4 separate regions of the Homo sapiens genome follow, and regions 2, 3 and 4 are each linked to region 1. Evidence: chromatin contacts called from ENCODE Hi-C or POLR2A ChIA-PET data. All regions are on one chromosome and are shown on one strand. Each heading gives the region's core, a stretch centred on a gene start or an enhancer-like site at or near the end of the contact. The rest is flanking DNA. Distances are from core to core; before and after follow the strand shown.

Region 1 (3,073 bases), core at 189-2,688:
AAAGTGGCATATACTGAACCCAGCTTAGATGTGTGTACTGAGCCCAGTACAAATGTATATAGTGAACCCAGAGCTCTCATTACAAAATGCCTCTCACTATAAAGTGGCATATACTGAACCCAGCTTAGGTGTGTGTACTGAGCCCAGTACAAATGTATATACTGAGCCCAGAGCTATTCAGCTTGTTGGTGGTGGGGGTGGTTAGGATTAGATGACAACACCTATTCTCGAATGAGTTAGTCTATGATGCTGTGTCCTAGATTGTGCTCAAGATTAAAAACCTGATTAAAAGACCTTTTTGACTGAAGAGTGTTCTTAAACCTTAGCATCCAATCTGCTTTAAACAGGTTGCAATTAAACATAATGCTATGTGTTCATTGTTAATTGCAGACAGGAAATGTCCAGTGTTGATAGAAATTACCTCTAAAGTCTTGATTCTGGAAGAAGCTAGAGAAATGGCTCTTGGATTTCTAATACTGGCACTTCTTTGGTGACTGTTTCCCATGAATTACCTCAACTTGCACTGAAAGCCACAAGAAAACCAAAAAATGCAAACTACAAGCCTGAATATGCCTACAGATTACCTGTGTCTTTAATGTGTCTTGAGCAGTTTGGATACATGCTTGATATTTTGTGGCAACAAAATACTAGTGCCAGACCTGTATACCTATGTAACAAACCTGCACGTTCTGCACATGTATCCCAGAACATAACATATAATTTTAAAAAATTCAAAAATAAATAAATAAAATTTAAAGACTCAAAAAAAAAAATACTAGTGCCAGGACTCCACTTTTAGTATCACTTTTCATATTTTAGTATTTAGTATTATCATTTTATCTTTCAATGTATTAGTGAAGCTTCTACGGTATTGTTCTGTCTTTTCAAATCAACAGGTGATAGTAGGAAAGCAGGAATAATCTCCCAGGAATCATTATTTTATTGAGAGTTATTAGGGAGTAATAAGAAACTTGACAATAAGAGTGGAAACATTAAATCAAGGTGGGGGGAAAAAAGAAGTATCTACCTAAAGAAAATGTTTTATTCATCAATAATCATAACAATGGAAATGGATTATGAAAACAGCTAAAGGAAATCTTCACCAATAAGTTTGACTATATTTATTCCAGTCTCTGTGACACCAAATCTCATGATTTTCTAAAAAGATGTGACTCAAAATTAGCAAACACTGCAAAGAAGACACACGTGCTATTTATGAGTGCTTTTAAGTCTCTTAGCAGAGACACATTTGGAAGCTAAATGGAATCACAGTGACTAAAACTTTTTCTGAAATCCCCAATCCGATGTTGAAGCACATGGCTCAGAAACAATCTCAATATCATCAAATAACTAAACCACAAAAAAGAAAAAGAAGCTCTCAAATATCCCTTTCCCAAACGTTTCCCAAATGTATACACATATGTAGACAGTAGAGGCTAGAACTGGAATTGTTTTTGCCTAAACATTTGCTGCCCCCACGTGTCCCTTTAGAAAACTGAGTGTTAAAGCTAAATCATGTTCATTAGCACCTTCTATACAGCATTCGCAGGTTAGGTACGCTTAAGTGTGATCACAGAAACAGCCCAGTGTTGGTAGAAAGTACCAGAGACAGGGCGGGGAAGCAGGGAGGGAAGAAGCTGACTTTTGCCACAGACTCCTGGGGTAATCCCCAGTAATTACATAAGGTCCATGTGTCTTTGTCTCTTCAAACTTGAAATGGGTGGCAGGCTGGTGGGACGGGACGAGTAGCCAGATTTTCACTAAGGTTCCATCTAGCTCTAATATTTGGTCACTCTCATTGAGGATGATAAAAGAGAAGTAGGGAAACCCAGTTATCCCATTTCTGGCTAAGTCGTCACTTTGGAGGTGTGGCCAAAAACTCATGAATGAACTTCCTGTTTCATCACTCGAATCCATTACCTCGGTTCTCTGTCATCTTGACAAACTTGCTTCCCAATGTCTGAGTGGCTCTGAGCCTAAGGAGACAAGAAGGAGTTTGTTTTCTTTAATGTCCAACAATTATACATTATACAGTATCCTGCTCATGACTACAAAAATGAAAATCATCTTCCACGTTTATAGTGTGTATCAGTAGCAGGTGCCTCAACACCTCAACAGCTCTGACTAGTTTTTTTTTTTTTTTTTTTTGAGACAGAGTCTCACTCTGTCACCCAGGCTGGAGTGCAGTGGCACAATCTCGGCTCACTGCAACCCCCGCCTCCTGGGTTGAAGCAAGTCTCATGCCTCAGTTGGGACTACAGGCACACACCACCACACTCGGCTAATTTTTGTATTTTTAGTAAAAACAGGGTCATCATGTTGGCCGGGCTGGTCTCGAAATCCTGGCCTCAAGTGATCCACCTGCCTTGGCCTCTCACAATGCTGGGATTACAGGCGTGAGCCACCTCGCCTGGCCACTAGTTCTTAAATCTCCACAATACCATGATCAGCATGGCAAAGCCATTCTCTCCCTATTCCAGTTTTGTTCAACTCTCAGGCAACCACATGTTTAAAGAAAGGCTGGGTCCCTCCCTTGCCCAAGGGGGTGAATTTTGATTCATCTAAGAGAGATATTAGTTTTATCCTGATCACCATCTACGAAGACATGTAACTTAAAAATTCAAAGCCCCAAAGGCAGGAAATGCAAACTTTTAGGTTAACTAGGTGGATTTTCAAACATTTTCTCCATTACCAGATGGTCTAATATTTAACTGAATAGAAAACAGATTTATAGTGTGAAAAATATTTGTGTATTCTTACCTAAATCATGAACCCATTATTTACCTTCTCTCTGTGTACCAAGAAACCAAAGACATTTAATGGGCATGATTACCAACTATAATCAGAAGTATCTAGGGAGAGCCAGAGGGGATGTGATCTTAGAACAGGCTTTAGAGTGACAGACGTGAAGTCATTGTCCTTTGAGCTACAGTTCAGTTTGGTGGAAGAGCAAAGTGCCAGGACTATTGCAGGCCCATTCTTCATTCTCAGGGTTTTGTCATTTCTGCAATGATTCTCAAATGACAGTCTCTATTCCCATGCTGCACCCATATTTTCCCAAAGCTGATTAATT
Region 2 (3,073 bases), core at 329-2,828, 950 kb before region 1:
TGGTCATCCCAAAGGGGCGGAAAAAAAAAAAAAAAAACCAACTGTGTTCCACCTTAATCAGATTCACAATCATGTCCTAATGTAATTTGTCCTAATCCATTTCGGAGGAAGACAACCATTTATGATTCCCAGAGACGTGTGGGAATAAATGTGGCTATACGCAAATTCCCTAGGTGCTCTGTATACTATATTTACTAGTTCATAAAAAAGCTAACTACATTTCTGAAAAGAAAGCTTTACAGATGCAATGTCTGTTCTAAATACAAAACCCTACTCTGTCACCCCACAGTCATATGGTCCTTATCTGTTTGCCATACACAAACTGTATTCTGGATTACAGTAACTTAGTTTATAATAAAAAGCACACACATTACTGTATTAGCCTAATCGTATATGTCAATGTTTGAGAGACAGTCCTATTTTTAGTTTTACTGGGAAAAGATAGGTAACACTTAGCATAGTAAGTAATAAATTACCCTGTAGTAAAATAGAAAATGATTGGTTCCTGATTTTTTCCCCAATGCCTTGGAAGATAAATACGTTAAGTGGCTTGTTAAAAAACCCAGCATAATTTTGTTTCTGAGATGCTATTGCGGAGAATGCTTCTGAGGGTATTGAATCTACAAGTTTATTCTGCAATGAAATCCTTTTTCATGGATTTTATTGTTCATTATAAGCATGTTATTACAAAAGCAATGTTTCCTATAAACAGAACTGGGACTAGATGACACATTACTGAAGCAAGCCAGAAATGTAAATAATCAAACGGTTTTTGTTTACTTTTCTGCAATGATCATGAAATCATACTGACCTAACATCTTATCATTTATTTATTTATTTTTCGTGTGATATACTTTTTTCTTTATCTCTAGTGCCATTCAATGGTCGTTTGTAGCTAAATGAACTCTGCTTTGCTCTCTTGGGCTACAGAAACTCTATTGTTTCACTTAGTCAATGATGTGGTTTCAAAGGCCATAGAGTACTCCTTATGGAAGTTTTAGGGATAGCATAATTGCTCACTGTTATCAGTGAAAGCGATCTTTGAGGACATCTGGGAATCTGATCTTCCCTCAAAACTAGGACAAATCATGAGTAAACTGATCGACAAACATGATCATTTGTAATTGAATTAAAACAAAGTAACATCTAAATCTAAATAACAAAGCTTCTCTAGGCCATGAATAGAGAGATATTCAGCTATTTAACTTTTTAAATAGCTCTGTTGACCATACCTCTGGTCAACATTAAAGCTTAAGTATCAGGTCCCCGACTCTCTAAATACTTGGCAAATGAACATCACCTACTCCTCTTCCCCACTGCTACTTACTCCACCTAAGAAATACCTTAATCCTTCATCTAGTATTCTTCTCTCCATCTTCCTCGGGCTTCCTCTCAAGAGTCCCCAATGTCTTCTTGAGAGATAATTATGCCTGTAGCTCAGGGACTCAAAGTAATCACCAGGCTTGGCATGAAAGAATGCTGGAATGCAAACTGAAGTGCGAAGCAACAAAGATTCAGTGCAGATATTATGAAAAGGGAATGCATTATAGCAATTACTCAGTTGGCCTGATTTCTGCCAGCCTACAGGATACAGCAAAGAGGCCAAAGCATAAACACCACCTAGTATTAGTCATCATGACTCATTGACATTTGGTGTTCAGGACCCAGTGGAAGTCTTTGCATAGAGATCTAGAAGCTTTGGTAACAAAGCTTCTAGAAAAGAAAAACAAAGCTCATAGACTTTTTGGCTTTTATTCAGTATAACATCAACTTCTCCCTGTGTCTCCCTTTAAAGTTGGAGGTTACAATACGTAGCTGTGTTTAGAGAAGCTTAATCATAAAATATCATGTAAAGTTGTGAAGTGCTGCTAGAGTGAACAGTTAGTTCGTTTAATGAGAGTCAGTTGCAACTGACAATGAGGTTGAGAGTGTGATTGCTGCTTGGGCTGCAGGCACTCACGCTGTCACAGTCTATAACCCGAATCCCCACCAGCCACCTATTAATGCTTGATTTTTATCACAGGGGATGAAGAAAATAGCACAGAATCATCAACATAACTTGAGAAAATTCTAAGTACAAATGTAGCCTGCATCATCAAAAAGACATGACAAGGAGGAAAAGGGGAAAACTATACATGTTTTGGAAGAAAGTTCTAGCTTTCCTAGAACTGGCCTCATTTGCCTCAAACAGTCCTAGTGTATGTGATTTTCCTGAAGTCATTATCAATTTCACTCTGAAATTGAACCAGTTTGCACAATGAATTATACAGTCTCATTCTCACTTTATCCAATTTGACATGACTCAGAAGTGTGAGAAAGCAGATTTATTTAGAGCATCTTTGATGTGTCTTGTGTTTCACATGTGCTACATAAAGAATCTGTATTAACTGTATTATTTAAACAAAGTAAAGCAATACATTCTATTGGATGGTGTCAATACACAGCGATGAAGGTGCTTAATTACATAAAGGATCATTACTTTTAATAATCATGTAAGTATTTTAATCCTGATTTTAGTAGTTTTCTAGCAATTTTTCATAAGTTACATAAAGTTACTGGAAAAGGATTCTTAGAAGTGAAACTTACAGAATTAAAAAAAAATTCTAAACTCTAGATGAGCCAAACTGTTTCACTTATTCTGACCCCTAACATCCACACAGCTGAATGGAGATAACCAAAATTATCCGATGAACTGTCCCATGTCCCAGTTGGTAGCTTAAGGCACTGAATAATGGAATCCATTGAGTGCTAAATACATCAATTATCTATTATAATTGTTATAATAATTCTGTTATAATTGTTCTGAACACTGGCAACTTTAATTAAGGAACAAGGTTGTAGTATTGGATAATGTTATGAGCTAAAAGACAATTGTTTCTAGTTTTCTTTTCTATAATTTTTTTGTGCCAGACATATTCATGCATTTTGCTCAAGGTGATTTCCTTAGACAAGGAATTTAAGCCAGACTTATTCATGGCAGCCAAATGTGACCATGCTATGCCCTCTTCTCACATACTACCAATTGTGGCAGCAGAATGGATTCTGAAACAATCTGCATTGATTGTTAGACTAG
Region 3 (3,073 bases), core at 341-2,840, 910 kb before region 1:
TTTTATGCAATTAGTTTTTACACAGGACATAAATAAAATTAGCATCTATACCATTAGGTATCTTAAGGAAAATGCTGAACTGCAATTTTCTTTGTTTCTTGGATGAAACAAAAATCTATATATATATATACACACACACACACACACATATATACATATATACACACACATATACATATATATATACTGTGATTAGTATAATTAGTTGTGTGCACTGTCACACGAATGTGGAAATTTTCTTACAATTATTTAATTATCTACATTTCTGATGATATTCATTGATCTACCTGTATCGACTCTTACTTCAATCTATTCTCTTTTAAATATCATCAAGTATATGACATTCAGATTATGCTAACTTTACTAACTCTAAGTTCTTACAAAGATGATTAATTTCTTCTGCATGAAAATTTTAGCCTCTAAACATCGACTAAACCCATTTGGACATATATTTCCAATGATGACTAAATGCACTGATATATTTTATCTAAACAGAAATTCAAAATAACTTCTATATCCCATAGCCCTTACCATCAGTCTTAGTAAAAACAGATCAATAGAAAACAGTATAGCAGAACAGCAAACATAAATACTGAAACCTTATTTGTAGATCTTTGCTATAAATGTAACACCCACCACACACAGGGAGAGATACTGGAAATAGCTTTCTTCTGTAATAAGTACACTGCTCCTTGGGAGAAAGGTAAACTGCATTATGAGATTAAGATCAACACAATGAAGTTACTTTCTAAGGGTCTCATACACCCAAGTTTATGTTGAGGAGGAAAATGTCCTTTTGGTAATTGAACTAAAAATCTAATGGACATGATGGATGCTTGATTGTGTCCAAATGGCATGAAAGCATCCTAGGAATTCCATACAGAATTCAGTTAACTATTTTATGAAAGTGGGAGAAAAAATCGAAATAAAAATTGAATTTCAAAAAATTGAAATTGAAATGTGAAGTGAATTGATCAGCTACTGTTTTAGTCTGTTTTGCATTGCTATAAAGGAATCCCTGAGACTGAGTAATTTATAAAGAAAAGAGGTTTATTTGGCTGACAGTTCTGCAGACCATACAAGCATGGCACCAGCATCTGCTTGGCTTCTGATGAGGCTTAAGTAACTTACAATCATGGTGGAAGGCAAAGGGGGAGCCAGCATATCACATGACGAGAGAGGAAGCAAAAGGGAGATGACAGGCTGTTTAAAGAACCAGCTCTCCCGTGAACAAACAGAGCGAGAACTCACTTATTACTGCGGGGACAGCACCAAGCCATTCATGAGGGATCCTCCCCCATGAACCAAACACCTCCCACAAGGACTGCCTCCAACATTGGTCACATTTCAATGTGAGATTTGGAGGGGACAAATATCCAAACCATATCAGCTGTTTTGGAAACATGTAGCTCAGAACATTATGGTGATTGGATTTTAACATTTCGGCTCAAATATAAAACATGGGCTAATATGAAATCCAGGCATATCACCATATAAACAGAAGTCTCATCTTGATTTCAAAGATTTTTTTCCTGCATTAGTAGCCCATTATTGTTCTGTATGTGTCTCAACCGTTTGTCTTAATGTGTCAAATTTACAACGTTGCTAAGAATATGAGTCACATCCTTAAATACCACATATTCATGAAAAAATCCTCGGAAAGTGAGTCATTCAATGAACTATTGGGGGAAATTTTTAAACTTAATAAAGAATACCTTTTTAACAGGATAACTTGTTTCTCTTCTGACTGCCATGATTCTGTCTCACAGACTTCCACAGAAAATATCAAAGATTTTAGCTGAATAAATAAACAAAAGACCAGGCAGATAAACTGACTTCTCAGGCCCAAGGTAGTGACCTGTGTGACAATTTGGTCTTGGAGGCCTGATGTGAAAACCTCTTGCAGCCTCTGGGTAACGATGATTTGATTCCTATCTCCCCCATAGCCATTCTCAGCCTCTCACCTTGTGGGCTTTCCCTATGCACTGCACATAATCGGCAAATCAGTGGGGTTTTCCATTTCTGTCTCTTCTTCATAATTTGTTTTTCCCCTTTACTAATCTATTCAGTTCTCCAGCCCACTCACGTGATTTTGCATGATAAAGTTACAACAGGAAGACTATTAAAATAGCAGCAAATACTTTCTTTAAGCCAGGTGTATGTCATCTTTTGACACATATTGTCTCTCTTGATTATCACAACAACCATCCCAGGTAACTATTATTATTATATTATTAATCCCATTTTACATGTATAAATGTTACACCAAAGAAACATAACTTGCAGGATAATCAAAGAAGGATTTTATTTTGATCTTTCATGTGTATTATATGGGGCTTGTTTTTCCCCTATGCTTGGATGCAATTTTTGACAAGTCCTCTGGTTTTTCTGCTTACAGGCAAATAATGAAATCAGTTTCTGTTCAGTGATTAAAAAGATCATCTCCACATAGTGGTACCATCCTCAAATTTAATAAGTAAGGGCTTCTTGCCATTGTCCAGCCCAGGCCTGTGTAGTAAGAGGGCTGGTTACTCTCCCCTCCCCTGCCTTATACATTACCTCCTCTTCTCCATCCCACCGAGCTTGGTTTCGGACCCTCCAGAATGGGAGAGAGGGAGAAGTTTGGGCAGAAGGGAGAAGAGCAAAACGTCTTATTAGATTAATATTGTTGGGAAATTGCATTGGTTCTTGAACTTGGCAGATATTTTATGTGACTCTTTTGTGGGTCATTTCTAGTGCCTCCTCTTACATTGTTAAGGATTCGTCTTCAGCAATTACTTTAATTTATGCAAATACAACTCTTCCTGTAGGTCACATGGTCACAGTGTCCCTAACGGTCTAGATCAGTGGCCTTGCCTGTGTACACAGCCCTGTAGAATCTCAGGCCTACCGTCATCATAATATTTATTACACAACATTTGAATTTACACAACATTTGAACATTTGAAAATGTTCTTTGTTCATTAGAAAGCTCTCTCCAACACAATCTAAGATAATCTCAGCCCAGCTCTTTCATGCATGCAGCCACATCTGGGACAAGGAGTAGAATTCACAGGACCCAAGGCACAATCCA
Region 4 (3,073 bases), core at 373-2,872, 660 kb before region 1:
TCTCAACTTTCACAATATCCATCAAATCCCAAGACACAGATATTATTATTCTAGTTTGACACAGGAGAAGGCAGCCTTAGAGAGCTCAGACAAATTGTTCATGATTACACAGCAGTGGCAGAACTGGAATTCATACTCATGTTCATCTATCTACAGAGACTACACCTTTTTGGTTCCTTTAACTTGTTTCGTTCAGCAACTATTTGAACCCTATGAGAGGAACTGTGCCCACAGAAATGAATGAAGCAAAATGTTGTGGACTGTTTCTAAAGATGGCCACACAATATCTTCCATTCCAACATGCCCTTTTGCAATATCACCTTTCCACTCCTGCATCAAGAGGGAAGTCTATTCCTTCTCTTGCTAGCCTTGAGACTTATTTTGACCAAAAGAAGAGCTTTCCATTATGTCTTGCCTGAATTCCCAGCCCTCAGAATTGTGAGCAAATAAAATGGTTGTTTCAAGAAATGAAGCCTTGAAAGTGGTTTAGTGATTTAGCATGACCAAAATGCATAAGGAGCTCAGCGTGGAGAGGGAAACAAGCATACAAATATCTTTAAAATAATGCGAGTGTTCCCATATTTATTGCAGCATTATTCACAATAGCCAAGATACACAAGCATCCTACATGTCCATTGATGGATGAATGGATAAAAAATACAGCATATAAACACAACTGAAATACTATTTAGCCTTACAGGAGAAGAAAGTTCTGTTATTTGTGACAACACAGATGAACATGAAGGACATTATGTTAAGTGAAATAAACTAGGCACAGAAAGAGAAGTACTGCATGATCTTATTTATATGTGGAATCTAAAAAGTTGAGCCTACAGAAGCAGAGAGTAGAAGTATGATTACCAGAGGCCGAGGAATGGGGAGGTTGGAATGTTGTAGGTCAAAGGATACAAAATTTCAGTTGGACAAGAAGAATAAGTGCAAAAGTCCTATGGTACAAGATGGTGACTACAATTAATAGCAATATATTGTATACTTGAAAATTAGTAAGAGAGTGTTCCCACAAGAAAAACATAATTATGAGAGGAAATGCATATGTTAAATACTTTGACTTAACAATTACAAAAAGTATACATAATTCAAAGCATCACGTTATACACCATAAATATATACATTTTTTACTTGTCAATTAGAAAATAAATGACTTTTAAAATTTAAAAGTACTGTGAGTGGCATCACGAGAGAGCAGCGGAGAAGCATTTAAGTCAGTGTTGAGCAGAGGTGGGCAAACTTTTTTGGGAAAGACCCAAATAGTAAATAATTTAGGTTTTGTGGGCCACACTGTCTTTGTCTCAAGGACGTAATTCTGCCATTGCAGAGGAAAACAGCCAAAGACAACACATAACCAAATGAATGTGTCTGAGTTCCAATTAAACTTTATTTACAAACGCAGAGGGAGAACAGGATTTGGCCCCAGGAGCTGTAATTGCCAGCATCTGGCCTTCTTAGAGCATCAGAGGACACCAACTGAAGGCATAGTGCCTGAGAGTAAAGCATCTTAAAGGATCAATCAGGAACTGAAGCTCTGAGATCCTGGGAAACCCTTCAGCCTTTTAACTTAACACATAAGATAATAACCGCATTGTGACACTGCATATTCTAGACTCTGAAAGGTCATTCCCAAAGGGCAACAGGGAGCTGAGTCATCAGAGAAGGCCTGGAAAACAGGAGAAATGGAAGAGCTGGGAGCCTGAGGGCTTAATGAAGCTTTTCCTCCAGCCCTGGTGAACCCCGAATAAGAACTAAGAACTTAGCATATGACTCACCAGAAGCTCCAGCCCTCTCATTGCATTAGTCTGTTCCCACGTTGCTACAAATATACTACCCAAGACTGGATAATTTATAAAGGAAAGAGATTTAATTGACTCACGGTTCAGCATGGCCAGGGAGGCCTCAGGAAACTTACAATCAGGACAGAAGGGGAAGCAAACACATCCTTCTTCACAGGGTGGCAAAAAGGAGAATGAATGAGTACTCAGTGAAGGGGGAACCCCCTTAGAAAACCACCAGATCTCATGAGAACTAACTCACTATCGGGAGGACAGGAAGGGGGAAACTGCCCCCATGATTCAATTATCTCCAGCTCGTCCCTCCCACAACACATGGGGATTATGGGAACTACAATTTAAGATGAGATTTGGGTGGGAACATAGCCAAACCATATCACTCATCTACATACATCAAAGTAAGCACCTAAAACCTCTGTTCTGGAAGTTATTTTATTGAATCTAATCTAACAAGTATGTCACTACTCCCCTTAGAGACTATCACAGAGTTTCTGAAGAATAGGGAGCATGCCTTTTTCTTACTAGCAAATAGCATCTCTTGTACATGTTTTCTTTCTAGGAGAGCCATGCGTGTTTCTTGTCTTTGAGCTCTGTAGCTTCCCTTTATGCCTGATGCTTCTCAGTCACAGACCCTGCTTCTCTTAATCTGGAAAACAACTCACTCTTTGGCCTGAATACCACACTCTGGCAGCATCAGGAAAGCACTGGTGAAAGCATTTAGAGTTCTAAGTTAAGATCAATGGGAGTTCTAAAAAATGTGACTGGGCACAGGAAACTTGAGCTGATACCATGTTTTCCGATGGTGGTTCCAGGATGGAAGAGTGAAAGTAAATTCTGAGAACCAAATCAGATAAATCCCCAGTGGAAAAAGAATTTCAGGAATAGATCTTGGGGTGGGCAGGGAGGCCATGGGTAGGTATGAATGACTTTGACTAGGTACCATCTCTTCTTTCCAAGGTCACTCTTCATGTCACATGGCCACTGTCATTCCTCCTCACCACCATTGATGGACACCACCATTGCAAAATTCTGTACTCCTTACCTCTGAGAAGATCCATTGCCCACTCTTTCATGCTTTTTTTTGTTTGTTTGTTAGGAAACAGGAAAGGTTCCCTTGTCCCCTTGCAGGGCATGCAATGGGGATGTGGCTTGCTTCTTCAGTGCCCCGCTGCTCAAACCTCTAGGGGACCATATAGATGGGCAGGCTTTGGGGCTCTGACCCCACAACAGTGTCTAGGGGTGAATGTTTACAGCTGAAGCCCCAGTGG

Evidence for each region. A loop is a pair of places that touch in the nucleus more often than their neighbours do. ChIA-PET counts read pairs that join two places held with the same protein, here RNA polymerase II (POLR2A). Pooled maps may share reads with other maps.
Region 2: a loop to region 1 is called in a pooled map, with 3 times the contacts of the local background. The contact joins two enhancer-like sites. A Hi-C loop is called at or near these places in 2 of 50 pooled maps. POLR2A ChIA-PET finds 5 or more read pairs at or near these places in 4 of 52 experiments (BJ, MCF 10A, PC-9 and 1 more).
Region 3: a pooled map shows a loop between it and region 1 (2.5-fold over the local background). The contact joins two enhancer-like sites. A Hi-C loop is called at or near these places in 13 of 168 maps with a recorded cell type or tissue (CD14-positive monocyte, Calu3, GM12878 and 8 more), 1 of 37 single-sample maps with no recorded cell type and 10 of 50 pooled maps. POLR2A ChIA-PET finds 5 or more read pairs at or near these places in 7 of 52 experiments (BJ, GM12878, HEK293T and 4 more).
Region 4: a loop to region 1 is called in a pooled map, with 4 times the contacts of the local background. The contact joins two enhancer-like sites. A Hi-C loop is called at or near these places in 2 of 50 pooled maps. POLR2A ChIA-PET finds 5 or more read pairs at or near these places in 4 of 52 experiments (A549, GM10248, MCF 10A and 1 more).

What each region holds. Positions count from the first base shown.
Region 1 is chr6:10,428,338-10,431,410 of GRCh38, forward strand. It overlaps LINC00518 (long intergenic non-protein coding RNA 518), which reads right to left. Exons shown (of 3, transcript NR_027793.1): 3 at 1-1,976. Among named protein-coding and RNA genes, the nearest start is that of MIR5689HG, 4.5 kb to the right of the region's middle. Within about 2 kb of position 1,439, at least 4 of the 41 ENCODE cell types and tissues checked have a DNase peak (open chromatin) inside an H3K27ac peak, as active enhancers do.
Region 2 is chr6:9,480,638-9,483,710 of GRCh38, forward strand. No RefSeq gene overlaps it. Among named protein-coding and RNA genes, the nearest start is that of HULC, 830 kb to the left of the region's middle. Within about 2 kb of position 1,579, at least 5 of the 41 ENCODE cell types and tissues checked have a DNase peak (open chromatin) inside an H3K27ac peak, as active enhancers do.
Region 3 is chr6:9,519,326-9,522,398 of GRCh38, forward strand. No RefSeq gene overlaps it. Among named protein-coding and RNA genes, the nearest start is that of HULC, 870 kb to the left of the region's middle. RefSeq lists enhancers at 1,027-1,106, 1,513-1,562. Within about 2 kb of position 1,591, at least 3 of the 41 ENCODE cell types and tissues checked have a DNase peak (open chromatin) inside an H3K27ac peak, as active enhancers do.
Region 4 is chr6:9,764,714-9,767,786 of GRCh38, forward strand. It overlaps the pseudogene OFCC1. Among named protein-coding and RNA genes, the nearest start is that of TFAP2A-AS2, 640 kb to the right of the region's middle. Within about 2 kb of position 1,623, at least 2 of the 41 ENCODE cell types and tissues checked have a DNase peak (open chromatin) inside an H3K27ac peak, as active enhancers do.